3 separate regions of the Mus musculus genome follow, and all the other regions are linked to region 1. Evidence: chromatin loops called from intact Hi-C (ENCODE). Cell type or tissue: gastrocnemius. All regions are shown on one strand. Links, peaks and the distances in the headings refer to the core of each region. The heading gives the core; the rest is flanking DNA.

Region 1 (8,046 bases), core at 1,164-6,163:
TGGTGGAATCTTTGGGAGGTGGAACCTGATAGGTGGAAGTTGGGTCTTTGGAGGAACGGTCTTGAAGGGACGACTGAGACTCCAGCCCTTGCCCCTTCTCCTCTCCCTTCTCCTCTTCCTTCACCTTCCCCCAACCCCACCCCATACCTGTTTTTGGCTGCTATGAAGTGGGCAGTCTCCTATGTTACATACTCCCTTCATGATGTATTGGCTCACTAATGGTCATTTGGGCCATTGCTTTGGGACCTCCAAAGCAGTGACCAAAACAAACCTTTCTCTCTTATAAGCCAACTCTTCTCAGGTGTCTGTTACAGTGAGGGAAAGCTGATCAACACACCACGATGAGATCAAATCTTAGCTGCACCCCAGCCTTGCTTGGCCAAGCACTTATTCTCCTGGGCCCGTGTCTTCAATCCTCCCTCCCAGTCCCAGCCACAAAGACATAGGAGCTGGTGGGAATGCTGGCTCTAAAACCAGCGTCTAGGAGCAGCACACTGGGTACCAGATTCCAACACACTGGCTTGCCTGACTCTGGAATCATTCAGGGTTCTCCCCGCTTCCTCCTTCCTCCATCCTCCTTGCTGATAGGCGTCAAGACCTGTCAGGAAATGAGCGTTCCTGGTCTCCCAGCCCTGTGCTCAGAGCTTTCTCCTGCCAACCTCCTGACCACCCCGTGACTTGTCATCTCTCCCCCGTGACTTGTCATCTCTCCTTGACCCCCAGATCTCCATCTGCCTTTCCCAGGAGCACGGCTCATGTTAACAGTGTGGTTGCTGTGAAGATCAAAGGCAGTAGATACACAATGATGAAGGAAGAGGAAGAGAGGGAGGAGCGTTTGGTGGGGTGGTCCCCCTTCCTGTCTAGCCAAAGCTGAGGGGCAATTCTGACAGCTGGTGACTCTAACAATTCCAGATCTATAATGCCCAGGGTCCCCAGAATATAATCTTCTGCTGATGATCATGTAAGGGAGAGTTAAGTTTACTGGGTCTCCATTTCTTCTATGGTAAAGCAGGCTTCTCACAAGGCTATGGTAGGGAAACCTAGAAAGGGTCTGGCATCTTCTAGGGCACCTGCCTTTCAAGGTGAGCTCTCTGTGGGAATCAGCCCTGAGGGCTGGAAATGCCAGGTCAGGTTGACCTATAGCCACTGACCAGGTCTGCTTCCTGGACCATTCAGGTGCAGAGCAGAGGTAAAACGAGTCACGGGAAACTTGTCTTTCACCCCTAACTATCAGAACATCGGGAGATCCCAGTCAAGAGGAAAAATGACTGCAGATGCCCTTTGCTGAGGTCCTCGGTGCAGGCCTGTGGCTAAAGACAAGCCTGTGTCACTTTTTTTCTTTGCTTCTCACACCACCTCCCCCACTCCACCATCCCCACAAGAAGGAAGAGAAAAAAGGCCACAGCGCAGACAGGCAGGAAAGCCCCAGTCCCTCCACACTAACCACCAGTCTGGGAAGTCTCAGCTGAACAATCGTAGAACTCATCCTGCAAAGAAGAGAGGATGACAGAACCCTACCCACTGCCCCCAACCATGTGCCCTAAAGCCTCTACCCTCTCCCCCCAGAGGACAGACCTATCTACGGCCTAGACCGAGAGAGCCTTCCCTGCTCACAAGATAAGAAAATGGGGCATCCAGAACCATTCTCCTGTTTTGAAAAAGGGCAAGTACCCTAGACACGTGTGTCCAAACACCCCAGCCTTATCCCTTTCACTATGACCTCAGCATCTGGGGGCGGGGGGGGGCAGAGAGTACAGGGCTAACCCACACCTGGCTTGGTCTCTCTCTAAAGTCTCTGGCTCAGCCAATCAGGCCTCACCAATAAGAAACCTTTGTGACAGTAGCATCAGAGTCACAGGCTCCGATGTTACTATTTTTTAACATCTATTAAATGCCATGGCATGCTGAGGCCATGGGGGGGGGGCAAGGGTGGGTAGCTTTGGTGGGCTGGCAAGGCAGGAGATAAACAGATGCATGCCATTCCGGAGCTCTGAGGGAAGACGCCCCTCAGAGCCAGGGCTCTGCTTTCGTGCCTGTTGTCCTTTCTACCAGCACTGTTCTCAGAACTTTCCATCCAGCACTTGGCAATGGGATAAATCAGAGCCTGACGACTTCTTGGCTACGGCCTCACTCTGCCAGGAGCGTCAGCACCGCCAGGCACTCCCTGGTGACATGGTTGGCTCCTTCTATCCAAGCACACAGTAATAAAACAACAGCTGGATGCAGGGGCATGGCTGTGGCGTTCTTTCCAGTCACTAACTGAAACTAGCATCTCTCCTTCCCCCTCTCCCACCCCAGCCTCCCCCTCCCCCGCACCCCCTCTCCTGCCCTGGTAAAAGTCAGTGAAGGTTTTACACTGGCCCCGAAGGAAAAGCCAATAGTGTTGGAAGGGACCAGGGAGATGTATGAGTGCATGGTAGATAGGGCAAGAGGGTGGGGGGAACCAAGACTGAGCTGGAGAGGCAAAGTTCCTGGACTTTAAGGCTCCTCATCACCCTCATGCCCTGTCCCAGCACATGCTCGCCCTGCCCATCCCCCACTCCAGGGACAGTGTGGAGCTGCAGGGGTGTGAAGCTGCACACCCTGAGAATATGGAAGAAGACAGTCTCAAGCTCCACTTCTGCTTCTCCTCTGGCTTTAGGTTCCTCGTCTGGAAAAATAGAAAGTTTGGGCTTAGTAGGTAACTCAAGAGGTTCCACAAAATCTCTGTAATAACTGTGTAAGCAGTCTAGCCATGTGTCTGCCTAAACACAGTATGCAATGCCTCCTGCACCTACTGCATGCAATGAGACACCCGGCAGGCAACACAACACACACTGCCTGCCATGAAACGAGACACCCCGATCTCAACACGGTGCCCTCTGAACCAGTACAGTGCCCCTTTATGCAAAGCAGTATCTTCCAAATGCATTTCAATGGCCTCTGATTTTAGGGTGATGCCCACTGGAGACAAGGCCAGCTTCCTTCTGAGGTAATGATCTGTAGAGACAACAGGGCTGTCTGTGATTCTCCTCTGAACAGGGCTCATATCCACCCCATCCTTGCCCACAGGGCCCTGCTCTGTTCCCTGGGTTTGGCACCGAAGATACCCCCTCCCCTATGCTCACCCAGGGCACATTCTTGCTCACCTTTCAAATGACTCATAGTAGCTAGGGACAGGGTGCCCCAGAGCAAGCTGGCAAGCCAGTGCCCATCCACCCCTTCCTTCTCCAGGTACCGCCACTAGGAGCTGTCTGGCTGTCAGCTGTTCCCAAGCTCAGGGGCTCCTTGGGTTACAGAAGCCAGAGGACATGGAAATTGAAACAGGAGAAGCCACTGGTGGGGGGCCAGAGACTCCCCAGGGCAGCTATGGAAAGACAGCCCTGCCAGAATGGCCACATTATTTATTGGTTCTCTAGAGGGAAGGCATATATAGTTATAAAAAGAGACTCTTCAAATCAAACGACAACTAGATTATTCAAGGCTCTCCAAAGTATACCCCAAACATCACCATCACCCCTGTTTAATCAAAGGCCACAGCCAGGGTGGGAAGTACCTAACAACAGCCTGTCAGCATCACAGCCTTTGTTTCCTACTGGGTTCACAAGACAGGGAGCTTAGCAGGGAGGGAGGGACATTTCTGGGCCCACCCAGCTAGCCCAGGCCCCACAAGCTGCTGCTTTGCTGTCCTTAACCAATGTAGGGTTAGAGGGATATTCAAAGGCTCAAGGCATTTCTACCATTCACAAACCACAGCCCGGCTGCCGGGGAGAAGGAGGGCTAGCCAACTGAAAACGCTGTCATGTGGCTCTGCTGTTGAGTGCTGGGATGTGAAGGACAGAGCAGTGGCTGGGCTGCGAATGGGTTTCACCAGGCTGGATCAGGTGGCCGCTTTCCTGGAAACTGGCCTTCTCGTTGCTAGGCTGATAAGGCAGGGACATTGCTACCCTTGGCGCACATGGGAAACCTTGTTGACACTGAAGAAGAGCTGGGATCTGTTAACTGTTGAGACAAAGCAGAGGGCCCCTGAAGTTACTCCATATCCCAGAATAACTCAGATCACCGAGGCAGGTGTGCGTTGAGAAAGCCAATGAATCCAACCTTCAGTAAGTGTTCCAGAGACAGAGAGAAAGATGGCAACAGGATGCAACTTTGGGGCATCCTATCTTCCCCATGTCCCCCCAGATTTTAGCTTCCACCCTGAATAACTGTGGACTCCTGTAACACACATGTGCTAACCGCTCCTGACGCTAGACCCCCAAAGCAGCTGCTGGGCAGTACAAGGTACAGGAAGCTGCCTCCTGGGGACACAGATCTGTATACTAGCAGGTGTGGCTGGGAAGGCCCTGGCCCTGGAGCCTCGCTGTTTATAACTGTGATGGGGGGCGGGGCATTCGGACTTCAAAGGGTTTAGAGGTCAGGAAATGAAGCCTTTTGGCAGAACTCCAGGGACAAGTAGCTTACACTGATTTCTGCCTCCACCACCATGGTGTAACAAGGCCCCTTTATGTTGTAACTCACAGCACTTGCACCTTGCCTGCAAAGTACCCTCTCCTGGACTGTTCAAACACCCCCCTCACTCACACACACACACACACACACACACACACACACACACACACAGAGTCTTTCGTCCATCAGGTAGTCACCAGCCCTTGCATAACCTGTCACTTGAATTTTTCCCAACATTCCCTGCAAGTAGCCGTCAGCCCTCGGGGAGAGGTGAATGAAGAATTGCAATGAGAAGTCCCTAAGTCCCCCTAAAATGAGCCCTGCCTCATAGCTGTTGGGGTGTGTTCGCGTGCAGGGGTGGGGTCAGGATGCAGGTGTGGCTGGCTTTACCCACTTGGAGCATCCTATTTCTGTCCCCAAAGTGAAGGACAAGGCACTGGGTTCCAAACTCTGCTTCCCACAGATCCTTCATGGAGAACAGATTGGATTCCAGAAGGCAAAGGGAATAATGAAGAGAGAAGAGGAAAAGAGAAAGGCCACTGAGACATTAATACAGAAGTAGAGATGAAGCCCACAAATGAGGTCCTCCACTATTGCCTTACAGATGATCCTGCTAGGCTCTGCCCAACAGCTGCCTAGCAACAGCTTGCCTAGGTGCTGGGCTACCCCAAAGCTATCTATCTAAGTAGCTATTTATCTATGTATCTATCTACTTATGTATCTATATATCTTTGTATCTATCTATCTATCTATCTATTTATCTATCTATCTATCTATCTATCTATCTATCTATCTACCTACCTACCTACCTACCTACCTACCTACCTTTCTATGCTCTCTCCCATCAAATTAAAAAACAAAAAACAAAAAACAAAAACCCACAACACTCACCAAGAGGGATAATATGGAAATGAGCACAAACTGCATTGTGGGTAATTCTGAAATGTGGGTAAGTTTGCACTGTTGTGCAATGTGAGTGAGTCTACCCTGGAAAAAGAGACAGAAAGGAAAGGCTGGGAAACCAAGAAAGGAAAAGCAAGCCAACCAGAGATGGGTGTGGTGGCACACACTTGCAGTGGATCACTGGGAAGGCTGAGGCAGGAGGATTTCAAGTTCAAGTCCAGATTGCATTATATACCAAGATCCTGTCTCAAGTACTACTACCACCACCACCGATAATATAATCATAACAACAACAACGACACAGTAACAAAAACAGGAAAGATAAAAATAATGCTATACATGATGATGAGTCTGAAATGGGGGGAGGGGTTAGAAAGAGAAAAAAATCAAATGCATATTAAACATACACTATTAAACACACATATCTAATATATATACATTGAGTTATAGAAATCCTATTTATGCCTGAAAGCTAGAAAAAAAATAAAACAGCTGGAAAATTTAAAGTATTTTAATGAAAGAAAAGTACCATACAAACATTGCATTTATAGTACTGAGTAGTGGACTCCAAACGTTTCAAGCAAAAAAAAAAAAAAAATGGCTAGGGGTTAGGGAGATGATACAGTGGTTTAGGGCATTTGCTGCTCTTGCGGGCTTTGTTCCTAGTACCCACATGGCAGCCCACAGCCATCTGTAACTCCAACTCCAGGAGATCTGATGCCTATCTCTGGTCTCCACAGGTACTCACAGGGTGTACACACATACATACATGCAAACAAAACACTCATAAGCATATGGTAAAATAATCCATAAAAAACAGAGGACAATATTAATCCATCCATTTTATAGCAACCAAGCTCAAATTATTCCACAGTTTTAGTTTGAAAAAGCTGGAGGGGCTGGGGTTGTGGCTCAGTGGCAGAGCGCATGCTTAGCATCCATGAGACCTTTGGTTGCCTTCCCAGAACCAAAGAGAAAGTTCACTGAAATCAAAATTATAAACCTTTCCATTTGTAAAACTGGACAGCTGTTGTGGTAACCACATGCATGGAGCGGTCACCATGAACAGATGCATGCTTTGGGGAGCCTTGGTTCAAATCTCACCTGAGCATTTATTGCTGTATGGGCTCTAGCCATCTGTACTCTGTGCTCTGCTTCCCCCTCCTGCAAAAGGAGAAGATAAAAGTGTCTATTCGGAGGTAGGTGCGACGACTCATCAGCAAACCACGGAAAGTTACTAGAACATCTCCCAGTTTACTATTAAAGACTCGACAATGTTAACTGTTTGATGATCGCAGGAGATAATTTTATGGCTTTTTATTACCCAGAAGTATGTGGAAGCTGACAAACCAGTTAGAGGGTGGCTTCTGTCACACACATGAGGGATGATGGGGCCAAAACTAAGGCTGAGGCAGTGAGTCTGGAGAGAGAGGACCGAAAAGGGGAGAAAATAATGGGTGAGAAACCAAATCAACAGACTCTGGAACAGATAAGATAAAGAGAATAAAATGTACTCGAGTGTGCTGTAGAACTTTCCAGCACATACAATCAAGAACTGACAAAAGAAACTAGGAAAATGATGATAGTCAATGAAAACTGGCAGTCGCTGAGTACTTCCTGTGAGCCAGGCATTAGCACCATGTGGTAACTTATTTAATCCTTATGATCCTGGAAGGTAAGCCCTCCCCATTTTACAGATGATAAGACTAAGTCACAGAAAGACTGTAATGTATAAAGACTACACAGTTAGTAGACAGATGCACTGGACCTTGTGAAACAAGAGAGGGAGTGAGAAGCAAGGTCTTATTGTGCTGCCCAGGCTAGTTGACATTCACCATGTTGTCCTGGTTGGCTTGGACTGCAACAGTTCTTCCTCCTTAATCTTCCACGTACTGTCATCAGTGGGTTGTACCATCATTCCTGGCTCTTCCTGATCTTGTAGCCCAGGCTACCCAGCTCAGATGCCCACATGTTTAATCTTCTAAAAGACAATGGCTTTTGGATTCAGGAAAGTAACATTGACCTCTGGCCACTGCATGGAGACGCCAGCATGTAACTGCATGTGCATATGCTCGTGCACACACACACACACACACAGATCACACATAATGATGATTCAGTAGTGTCATCTAATAGATCAAACATGACAGTCTGAAACTTAGAAGACAGGGAAAGATGACAAAAGAGCTAAAGATTCCAGATCTGTGGGCACGGTGGGATTAGTATCAAGAAAAGGAGAGAAACTTTGAGATACCCTGGACATGGATGCTCTCAAGAGAGTCACAAGGATATCAGGGTGGGCCACTTCTCATTGCAGATGATGCAGATCTAGATGACTTCCTGAAGAAGGCTTTTGATGGCTCAGATTCTGAAATCCTTTGCCATATGTGAGGGATCTGCTATTTTCTGTGGGTCTTATCTATTTCCCCTAGAGTACCCAGGTGACTACTGCCTCATAGTCCAGACTTGAGCAAAGATGTCTGGGCCAATATGATGGACATTAGGTCATAGTACATGACACAGAAGCAAAGCACAGCAGCTGATTGGCTCTACCTGTATTCGTTTGATTCTTATTGTTGTGATAAAACCCCGGGCAAGACCAACTTGAAGAGGAAAGAGTTGATGTTAGCTTACAGATCATAATAGTTCATCTCTGAGAGAGGCCATGGCGAAAACCTGGAGGCAAGAACTGACCACAGAGGACTCTGCTTA
Region 2 (5,000 bases), core at 1-5,000, 59 kb after region 1:
AAGAGCTTATATCTAAACACAAGGGAAGCAGCCAGGCATACTGGTTTACGCCTGTAACCCCAGCACTTGGGAAGCACCTGCAGGCAGATCTCTGAATTCTAGACCAGCCTGCTTCATACAGCAAGTTCCAAGCCAGCCAAAGCTCCATAGCAAGACCCCGTGTTAAAACACAAAAACAAATAAACACAACAACAACAAAACCTAAAACAAAAACAAAAAAATCAAGGTAAGCAACTCTTGAGGTGTAGGTGTGACAGGACACCTGGGGTTGTCCTCTGACTTTCACGTGTGCAATCACACAAATGCACAATTCAAGGGAGCTGAACTATAGATGCAGTCAGCCTAGGTACCTGCTGATGGATGAATGGATAGAGAGTGTCACACACACACAACATACACTCACTCATGCACACTCACATATACATACAACATACATTCGCTCATTCACATACTCACACAACACATACACACACAACACACACACACACGCACGTGCACACACACACACACACATACACACACACACAAATACTGCTTTTTTTAAAGACAGCTTCCTCTGTGGCCTAGGCTGGCTTCAAATGCCTCCTCCTCTTCCTCCTCCTCCTCTTCCTCCTCCTCTTCTTCCCCCTCTTCCTCTTCCTCTTCCTCCTCTTCCTCTTCCTCCTCCTCCTCTTCCTCCTCCTCCTCCTTCTTCTCCTCCTCCTCCTTCTCTTCCTCCCTGTCCCCTGATGCCAGGATTTCAGGTTAGGATCACCATGTTTGGCCTAAAACTTTAAGTTTTGTTTTGTTTTGTTTTGTTTTGTTTTGTTTTGTTTTGTTTTGTTTTGTTTTTTTCTTTCATCGGCCCTCTAGTGTGCAGCTGCCCTAGCAGGAAGAAGGGTGGCAGGAAGGGGTGGCTCTGTGACAGCCTGGCCTCCGAAAGTGGCGGCTTCTCAGTGGTTTTAAAGGTCACTTGCTGACCTGACCGTTGCTGAGACTGAGGAAACACACACAGGAAGTGTTATGCAAGTGAGCAGAGAGACTCACAGGCTCCTGCCAGGAGGTCTGAGCCGATGCTTCGTGCTTTGTGCCACCCTGTACAGGTTCCCACCTCAGGAGCCCTCCAGTACCACAGCTGTGGCCACAGCCTGGCCGGATGACAGACAGTCCTGTGTGTGTCCCCCCCCACACTGAGCTGACAGCTGAGGACTGGACAGGATGGCACCAGTCTCCACCAGCTAGGGACTTTTCAGAGCAGGTATCATGAGAGCTACTAGAGGACTTGTGACTTTTGTCCCACAGTCAAACTTCAGGATTGCACAAACCACCAGCCTGGAGTGACCTTGCCTTGTGGGGAAGCAAGAGGAGCCCAGGCTCCCACGCAGACAGTAAGTCCACAAGGGTACAGAGTACCAGCGCTCTGAGAGCTTAAAATACACCCACAGGAGGAGTGAGGCCGGCTGGCTGCTCACCTTGGATCTGCACAGCACAGAACAAAGGGAGCCCTGCCTTCGTGACAGACAAATCCAACCCCAAAGTCCCTTTTCACACACATAGCCCTCATTGGCCAATGGCTCTTTGGCCTTCCCCTCTTCTTCCTCTTCCTCCTCCTCTTCCCCCTCCTTTTCCTCCAGGCTGACAAGCAGACAGACCCAAGGTCACCCCATGTCTATACTAGCCTGACAGCCAGATGGCCTCCTTCATCACCCAGCCTTCTCTGCAGGCTACATCCCAGATAGGCTGGGAGCTGACCCAGCATCTTAGAAAATTCGAAAATTTACCCTTTCCTCTCCCTACCCCCACCCCGCCGCCAGCAAACCCAGGTCACTCCAGTTCTAATCTCCTACTCGCTTCTGCTGAGTCTGCACTGGTTTGGGACTAGATGGACCAAGCCCTGAGCTCTTTCTGCAATATTCCACATTTGACCACAGTAGGTCACCATGTGCTATAGAGGTGGCAGGGCCTAGCCTGGTTTCTATATCATTAAAAAGAGTTGCAGATGCCTTCCACTGGCTTTTGGTAACTCATCCAAAATCAGGAAACAGGAAGAAAACTGAGCTCCTGGAACTGTGGCCCCTCCCTCTCTTCCACCTGGATTATATGTTTCCTGTTCGTACATAGAAACTTCCAGAATGGTCAACATGGTGATGGGTGAGCCGGGCGTGGTGGCGCACGCCTTTAATCCCAGCACTTGGGAGGCAGAGGCAGGCGGATTTCTGAGTTCCAGGCCAGCCTGGTCTACAAAGTTAGTTCCAGGACAGCCAGGGCTATACAGAGAAACCCTGTCTCGAAAAACCAAAAAAAAACCAAAAAACAAAAAAAGATGGTGATGGGTGATGGGAACCGGTTTGACCATCAGCAAAGCTGGAGTGGTATTGGATGGGACGGTTTCAAAGTCACCAGGCTGACCTCAGAGCATCAAAGTGTGATCTTTTGACAGTGCAGGCTGATACTTTGCAGATAGTGCACGGTGGGCACGCTTTGTGAAAGTACTCTAGCCAGCATACTCCTGCTAAGTCAGCCAGGACACTACATGAGAAAGACGTAGCCCAAGGCCAGCACGCAGCTGCTGTGTGAGGACAGGAGTGACAGGGTACCATTCTGGGCATCTAAATATAATAGGCAATAAGCTTGAGTCACTCAGACTTAGACTTTATGAGCCAGCCATGCTTTGATGGCATACCAGGTCACAAACAGTTCTCTTCCTTGGGCTACACAGGCCCATCCTCTTGTTAGGTCCTCTCACACTCCCTCTTCCATCACATAAAACAGGATGATAAACCTGAACCATGATGACTAGAGATAGCAGATAGCAGCTACCTGAAGGAGACCCTGGACCAGGGCAGATATAACTATGGTGGCCTCAAGCCAAAAAATCACTCACAGAGCCAGACAGAGCCAGCTCTCCTCACTGTCACATGAAGAGAGAGAGACAGGCTCAAGACTTCTTTTTCTACTTGAAGCCTGGTTAGGCTTAGAGTTTAGCATAGCCACAGTGTCCTCTTGAGGCAGTGCACACTAGAGAAAGATTATTATCCCCTGGACAGGACAACATTCAAGGTGTAGGAATGATCAGACATTCACAGATATACACACACCACAGAGACAGAGAGATAGATACATATACACACAGACACACACACCACACTGATAGACACACATACACCACACATGCACACACAGATAGATACACACATAAAAATACACGCAGACATACACAGATAACCACACATAGAGATACAGACATTCACAGACACACACAGAGAGAGATAATCACACACACATACATAGATAGATACACAGACACTACAGAGAGACACACAGAAATCAACACATATAGAGAGATGCACACACATAGACACACAGAGATATACACACAGAGATGCACACAGAGAAATATACACACAGAAACACACACACAGAGAGAGAGAGAGAGACAGAGAGACCAGTTTCTAGCATCTACTTTCTAATTAAATGTAACAAACCACCAGCTAATTCATGCCATCAACTAACACGGACAATGTGGGTGGAGCCGCCCTGGGGTGTTAAAGCCTTGGACTTCAAGGCTCTTCGTGGTTGGCAGCCTCTCCACTCCTAGGACAGCTACAGGTCCTTAACAAAATGTCATGTCTGGGTCATCTACCCGGTCATATTGACTCACCAGTCAAACACTTCCTTTCTATTGTGTGGGACTCAGACATACTAGGGTTGAATGTAGTCCTTCAAGCATCATAGACTGGAAAGTTAACCTCCAGTTTCACACGCTCATGGTGCAGAGGTGGGGACTCCAGGAGGCTGTTAGGGCAGGTGGGAGTAGGAATCCTAGGATGGTATGTGTGGCTCTTAAGGAAGAGGAAGAGAGACCCAGACTAGCACATTTGTTAGTCTGTCTTACCATGTGCTGACTTCTGTCAGGTGACTGGAGAGATGGCTCCGTGGTTAGAAGTATTTGTGGCTCTTCTAGGGAACCCTAGCTCTGTTCCCAGTATTGATGCCAGGTGACTCAGAGTGCTTGTAACACCAGCTCTAGGGAATCTCACTCCTTTTCTTGGGTTCCAAGGGTACCTGAACACATACACATACAAATACACACTTACATAAACACATAAAAACTAGTAACAAAAAGAAAACTTTTAAAGTACTTTTATTTGTTTTAAACATTGTTACTCTTTTATTTATTTTGAAACAAAAAGTTGCAAAACACACACACACACACACACACACACACACACACACAAATTAGCCAAACCCAAAGTCTAAACAACTTAACCAACTTCTGCACAGCTAGAGTATATTTATATATTTTTAATAGTTTACTTAGCGTTATTTTATGTTCATTGGTGTGAGGGTGGAACTGAAGTTACAGACCATTGTGAGCTGCCATGTGAGTGCTGAGAATTGAACTCGGGTCCTTTGGAAAAAGAGACACTGAGCCGTCTTTCTAGCCCCATATTTTTATATTCTGAAGCTAAATAAACAAAGGTGTAAAAGGATGCCCACCCAGGGCCTGGCACGGGCTAAATATTGCAGATCTAATCTCTTACCTGCAATTCTGAATCCAGATATCCCCTGAACGCTGAAACTCTCTCTTTTTGGCTGTATTAATTGTGGTGACATTGCTGTGACAATAACTGACTGAAACTTGGTAGGGAAGATGGACTTGGGCTCAGAGTTTCAGCCCATCATGGCAGAATAGCTCACTGCAGCGAGAACACACCATGGAGTCTTTTCAGATCATAGCAGACCCCAAAGCAGACAGACCTGAGCGAGGAGCGAGAAGCGACTCCAAATGCCTGCTCCTGGATGTAAGAGAGGGCACATAAACATATCTGTGTAGGGGCTGCCTTAGGAAGAAGCATTGGAGTCGCTGTTGCCTGCAGAAGGAGAGAAGGGACTGCGATGGACGCAGAAGGAAACTGAGGCTGCCTGGCACACTTCTCATGTACAGTGGAATGCTCCCACCACATGTTAAACACATTGTAAGATTATCAAGTAAAGGGTTAATAAATGTTTAACTCCCA
Region 3 (5,000 bases), core at 1-5,000, 120 kb after region 1:
TCCAGTACCCTCGCTTAGGCAAGGGTAACCCCTACCTTAGACAACTGGAAGTATAAAAACGGCTCCATTAGCTTCCTTGAGGAAGGTACAACTAATAAAGACTCCTTAAGGCCCTTCCATCTTTTGCCTATTAGATGGCTGTAGTGTGAATTCCCTGTCCTTGTAGTCTGGATTTTGGGTACAGCATCCTGCAGTGAGTGAGGCATGTCTGCATGATCTTCAGGGACAGTGACTACACAGTCTGAGTACATTGCTCGTGTGTGTGTGTGTGTGTGTGTGTGTGTGTGTGTGTGTGTGTATGTGTGTGTGTTCCGGTTACCCACCACCTCTGCAGAAGGCAAAGCCCTAGCCTCTGGGCCATGAGGAAGATGAGCAAGCACATTTCTGCCTTGCAGCAGCTTAGCCAGGAAGAGGTCACAGCACAGAAAGAAAAAAAAAAGTGTGGTTATCACCGCTCTCCATCTGGTTTGGTTTGGAAAGGATACAGTTGTCCCTTCAAACCCAAGAGTCCCACATCTGTGGCTTCAACCAACCATGGATCAAAAACATTGTGTGTGTGTATGGGGGGGGGGGGACCTGCATTCCTGCTGAACATATACAGACTATTTTTATCTTGTCAATTCCCAAATAATCCAGCATGGCAGCTATTCATGAAGCAGTCATACTGTGTTACGTAGCCACCATCCACAGGTGATTTCATGCAGAAAGGTGGATGCAGGTTCTCTGGTGATGCTGCACTACTTTATGTAAGGGATGTAAGCAGCCATTGATTTTAACATCCGTCAGAGTCCTGAAAACAATCCCCTTAGATACCAAGGGACAACTACGGTAGACAAAATCCAGGCCCATTTGCCTGAATAAAGACAACTGTGTTCATTGCTGAATATTGACTTGAGGTCAATAAATAGACCCAGGTTTCTAAGTCATCGGCCTTGAAGAGTAATGTCTACATAGAACATGGCACATAAAATGGGTCCCTTCCTATGAAAGTTTACAGAATAATACGTATATGGCTGAACACAAATGTTTTGCCCCCACGTGGCATGCTTTTGAGATCTTGCTTTTAATGGTACCAACCTTTGAAAATCCTCCAGATTGAAAGATGAATGGGAGAAAACCCATATATGTAGCGGGAGGCACCTCAGGCTGCCTACAGATAATGTGACAAGCCCAGAGATTGGTGACAAGGGGAACCACGTGGAGGTGCCTTGCCAGGACAGCAAGGGCGGCTGCTGCTGAAGACTGTCCCTCACAGTCCTGTCTGACAGCCACTAAGCCCAGGCGGCCGCCCAGCCTACAGCCCACTTCCAGGCATCTGCCTTTCCTTCCCCAGAGGAGCCTACCCGGGCAGCCCCAGCTTTAGTAAGATTAAATTCGACTCTGTATTCCAAGTGGCCCACACCAACCAAATCCACACTGCCATGCTAAATATGTATCTCCTGATCAAATAAATTAGCTCTCATGCCTGCTAAAAAGAGTCAGGTCCCTGAAAGAATTGTGTTCCAGCTCAGCTATGATGGGCAGGCACCCTTGGCCTCTTCCATAACCATGTTAGAATTGCATCATACCCAAAGCATGCGCTCACCAGTCTTAGCTGGTTCAGGCAGGACGAAGTCTCAGATATCAGCTCTCTGACCATTTCATTCCGTCTGCATGAACTGAGGTCAGTCCCATCAGGTGAGGATTATCTTAAATACTTGCCACAATCCGACCTCAGCAACCTGAAGGGAAACACTTTTCCACCCACGGCCTTGCTCCATCACGTGCTCCTGTTCAGGAGTCCTTTGAAGAGCCTTTATTGCACATTTTATTTTGTTGTAAATACTACATGGTTAAAGAATACGGTCACGGAGGGGAGAAAGGTCAACTTAGAGGTTTTTTGTTGTTGTTTGTTTGTTTGTTTTTAATTTATCTAAGGTTATCAGAGTATGCCTAGCCATAAGCTATCACATTTATCCAAAGGCTATTATTTTTAATATTCTCAATTACTCCTACCTCCACAGCCTCTCTGCTTTGTGAACACCCACATAACTACGTACAAATGATCTTGTTTTAAAAAAAAGAAATGGAATGCAGTATCTACTAAACTAAAGGAAAACAGTTCAGAGGGAAAAGGAGCTAGGCTGGGGCCCACCTGGTACACGCAAAGAGGTATACCTTGGCCATGGAGGTAAACATTCATCAGGGGGACCAAAGAAAGCAGACACACAGCACACACATAGGAATCAGCAGTAGCTAAATCAAGGGGTAGACATCAACTAGATGTTTAGCATTTGAAAGTCGTATCCTCATTTGATACTCACAATAACCCAGTAAATTAGGTACCACAGCTTCCATTGTCCACAAGAGGAAAACAAAACTTGGGATGTTTAGTGTTAGGCTAAATGAGGTTCTATTATTCACATGGGGAAGAGCCAGGATTCTAACCCCTGCACCTTTGGCTCCTATATCAGTGTTGGCCCTACTTCCCAAGATGGTGTGCAGCCCAGGGGAGATAAAAACAGCAAGGTATATTGTAGGCACATCAGCTGAGTGTGGCCAGGAATGACACGGAGGGAAAGAATCAGGAAGACACTAGAGGATGGAGAGACAGAGGAGAGAGACCAAGGAAGGGCTCTGGGGTTGTGCTTTAAAATAAAGGAAGTGAGAGAAAGTCCAAGATTTCAGAGTCAGCGCCAACGGAGGCTGGACTTTACAAGAGATGATAACAGATCAAGGCCGTAATTGACAAAGAGATAGATGATAAGTTAGGAACACAGAGAGAAAGCTAGAAACAGTTAGGGACGTTTCCTCCCCAGATAGGATGAGAAAAGAAAGAAGTCGTCTATAGTTAAAAGAAAAGCGAAAACCGAGTCTCAGTCGGGACGGCTCCCTCCTCCGTCTCAGAGACGAGGAGAACAGGGTCAGCTAGGGCTGGAGCAGAGTGGAAAAGATTCTGAGCAGCTGTCACTGGAATCCGATAGGGAGCTAAAAATGGAGTTGAAGGAAGATGCCTGCGGGCACTGGGAGAGTCGAGGCAGGAACACACAGGAGGTCCGGTTACTGCTGGGGGCCCAGGTCTCTTCAACAGGTTTCAGCAGTTTAAGATGAGGAAGAGATAAAAAAAAAAAAGGGCTGTCCAAGGAGACTCAGTAGAAGGTCAAAGAGTAAGGAATGAGGTGCTTTTGAGAACTTGGCTAAGTCACCTCACCAAGGAATCCAAATTCCAACAAGGGAGGGACAGAAACAGCCAGCATGAATCCAAGATGCCAAAAACTAGGAAGAAGCCATCGGGAGATTGGATCGGAATGGGACCAGTGATAGGGCCAGGAGCTGTGGCTACAGAGGGTACTTAAGGGGTGGAAATCTAGAAGGCAGAGCCTCCCACAAGCGGCGTGTCCCAAGGGTGTGACTAGGCGCTGAATCAGAGATGCGGAAGATGGGGAGGTCGCCCAGGATGAAGAGGCTGAGGAAGTGACCAGAAGAAGGATCTGCTAGTCTGAAAGCAGAACAATATTAGGGTGGGAAGGGTGGCACAAGCTAAGGAGAGGGTCATCTGCCAGGCATGTACAAGGGAAGTGACTGAATGGTCACACGATATGCATGGAAGAGGGGCTTCCCGTATGAAAAGGGAAGCCAGCTTCATTTCTGGAGAATTGTAGCCATTTCTTCATATCCATGACAAGTTGGCTCTAGAACACTGAGATAATTACCAAACGTCCATGGATGCTCAGCTCCCCTCCAGTGAGATGACCCAGTGTCTGGACAGTATCACTTGACACAGTCAACCTCATGGTGGATGGATGGCTCTGGAAACTTTCCACTGCGACCCTTCATTCTTTCCTCCATAGCTCAGCAAAGGCAGCCATGTTCCCTCCCACCTGAGAGGAATCTGGGGCCACCATGTTTGAAACAAAATCCTCTCCTCCCCAGAAGAAGTGTCTCTAGTCTTTACACCTTCACCCCTCGAGGCCCTTGCTGGGGTTCCTTGGCCACCCTGTCCCATTCCCGTTGTCCCTGTCCCTCTTAAATATGTGCTCCTGAACATCATAAATGGCAAACACCGAGAGAGTGCTGGCTTGTGACAGCCACATTTTAATGCACCTATTTCTCACACTGTACGGTAGTAGCACTCCTGTTCCCATTTCACATATGAAGAAACTGAGGTGGAGGATGCGGGGGGTTGGGGGGAGAAACTGACCAGCAGCACAAAATCAAGTGCAAGTAGTCAGGATACACTCATAACCCCAGGCCAGCCTTCATCCTTGGCAGTGTTAATCAGAGTCAGGAGGGAGTTTTGAGCACCCCTGAACTTGGGACCCACCCTCCAAATTCTGATTCTATTGTGCCACCTGTCAGCTGCTCATCGGAGCTTTGAAAAGACATCTAAGGGACACTTCTGGACAGCAAAGACTCTAATCACCCTCTGGGGACTATGGTCACTATCTGGTGGATTAGAGGGGTGCGATGGAAAGTTCCAAGGTTCTCTCTAGCAGACAATAACATCAGGGCAGGTTCAGACTCGGGTGATAAGAGCAAGTTCCTCGGGAAGACTAAGTACATAGCTGTTGAAGTAATGTGAGTTGCAGGATCTCAAAGGGCCTCGTTCTTAAAGGAAAGAAAAAGATATCATGAAGCTTTGTTCTTCTCAGGCACGTGACTGCCTCATCTTCCTCCTGACAAGGTGTTACTGATCATAAAGCCCACCTAGCCACGCAGCCATCTTCCTCAGATTAACAACAGTCTTCATAGCAACTTCATCACAACTTCCCAGCCTCCTTCCAAAAACTGGCGGAAGATGAAGATGACCTTTGAGGTCCACACTCTCCTGTTGGTTCTGAACATCAGTACATCCCTGTAGGTGGGGGACAGGCTCTCTCCAGCTCTGGCTCCTGCCTGAGGAGCTTACAGGTCACTTCCAGCGTGGGCGGGGGCAGGGGGAGGTATCTGAACTTGGACTTTCCAGCTGTTCTTCTCTTCACTTCCCTGTCCCCCCAAAACCCCTGTCCTTCACCTCCAGT

Evidence for each region. Peaks named below come from ENCODE experiments on the same cell type or tissue, not always from the same donor. Only the 100,000 strongest peaks of a DNase experiment are listed, where the experiment ranks them.
Region 2: it touches region 1 in a loop (2.5-fold over the local background); 3 of 42 quality-filtered maps call a loop at or near these places.
Region 3: a loop joins it to region 1, with 11 times the contacts of the local background. A loop is called at or near these places in 3 of 42 quality-filtered maps.

Annotation. Positions count from the first base shown.
Region 1 is chr13:37,558,451-37,566,496 of GRCm38, forward strand. No RefSeq gene overlaps it. Among named protein-coding and RNA genes, the nearest start is that of Gm47754, 19 kb to the right of the region's middle. In gastrocnemius, for the core only: a CTCF peak has its summit at 3,222; DNase peaks (open chromatin) are centred at 2,086, 2,537 and 4,342; H3K4me3 peaks cover 1,235 bases; H3K27ac peaks cover 3,779 bases.
Region 2 is chr13:37,618,975-37,623,974 of GRCm38, forward strand. Gm40915 (a long non-coding RNA gene) reads right to left here. Exons shown (of 4, transcript XR_873251.2): 3 at 3,875-4,044. Among named protein-coding and RNA genes, the nearest start is that of Gm40915, 6.1 kb to the right of the region's middle. In gastrocnemius, for the core only: a CTCF peak has its summit at 2,972 (motif pointing left); no DNase peak of the experiment used is centred there; H3K27ac peaks cover 1,738 bases.
Region 3 is chr13:37,675,502-37,680,501 of GRCm38, forward strand. No RefSeq gene overlaps it. Among named protein-coding and RNA genes, the nearest start is that of AI463229, 10 kb to the left of the region's middle. In gastrocnemius, for the core only: no CTCF peak of the experiment used is centred there; no DNase peak of the experiment used is centred there; H3K4me3 peaks cover 982 bases; H3K27ac peaks cover 4,871 bases.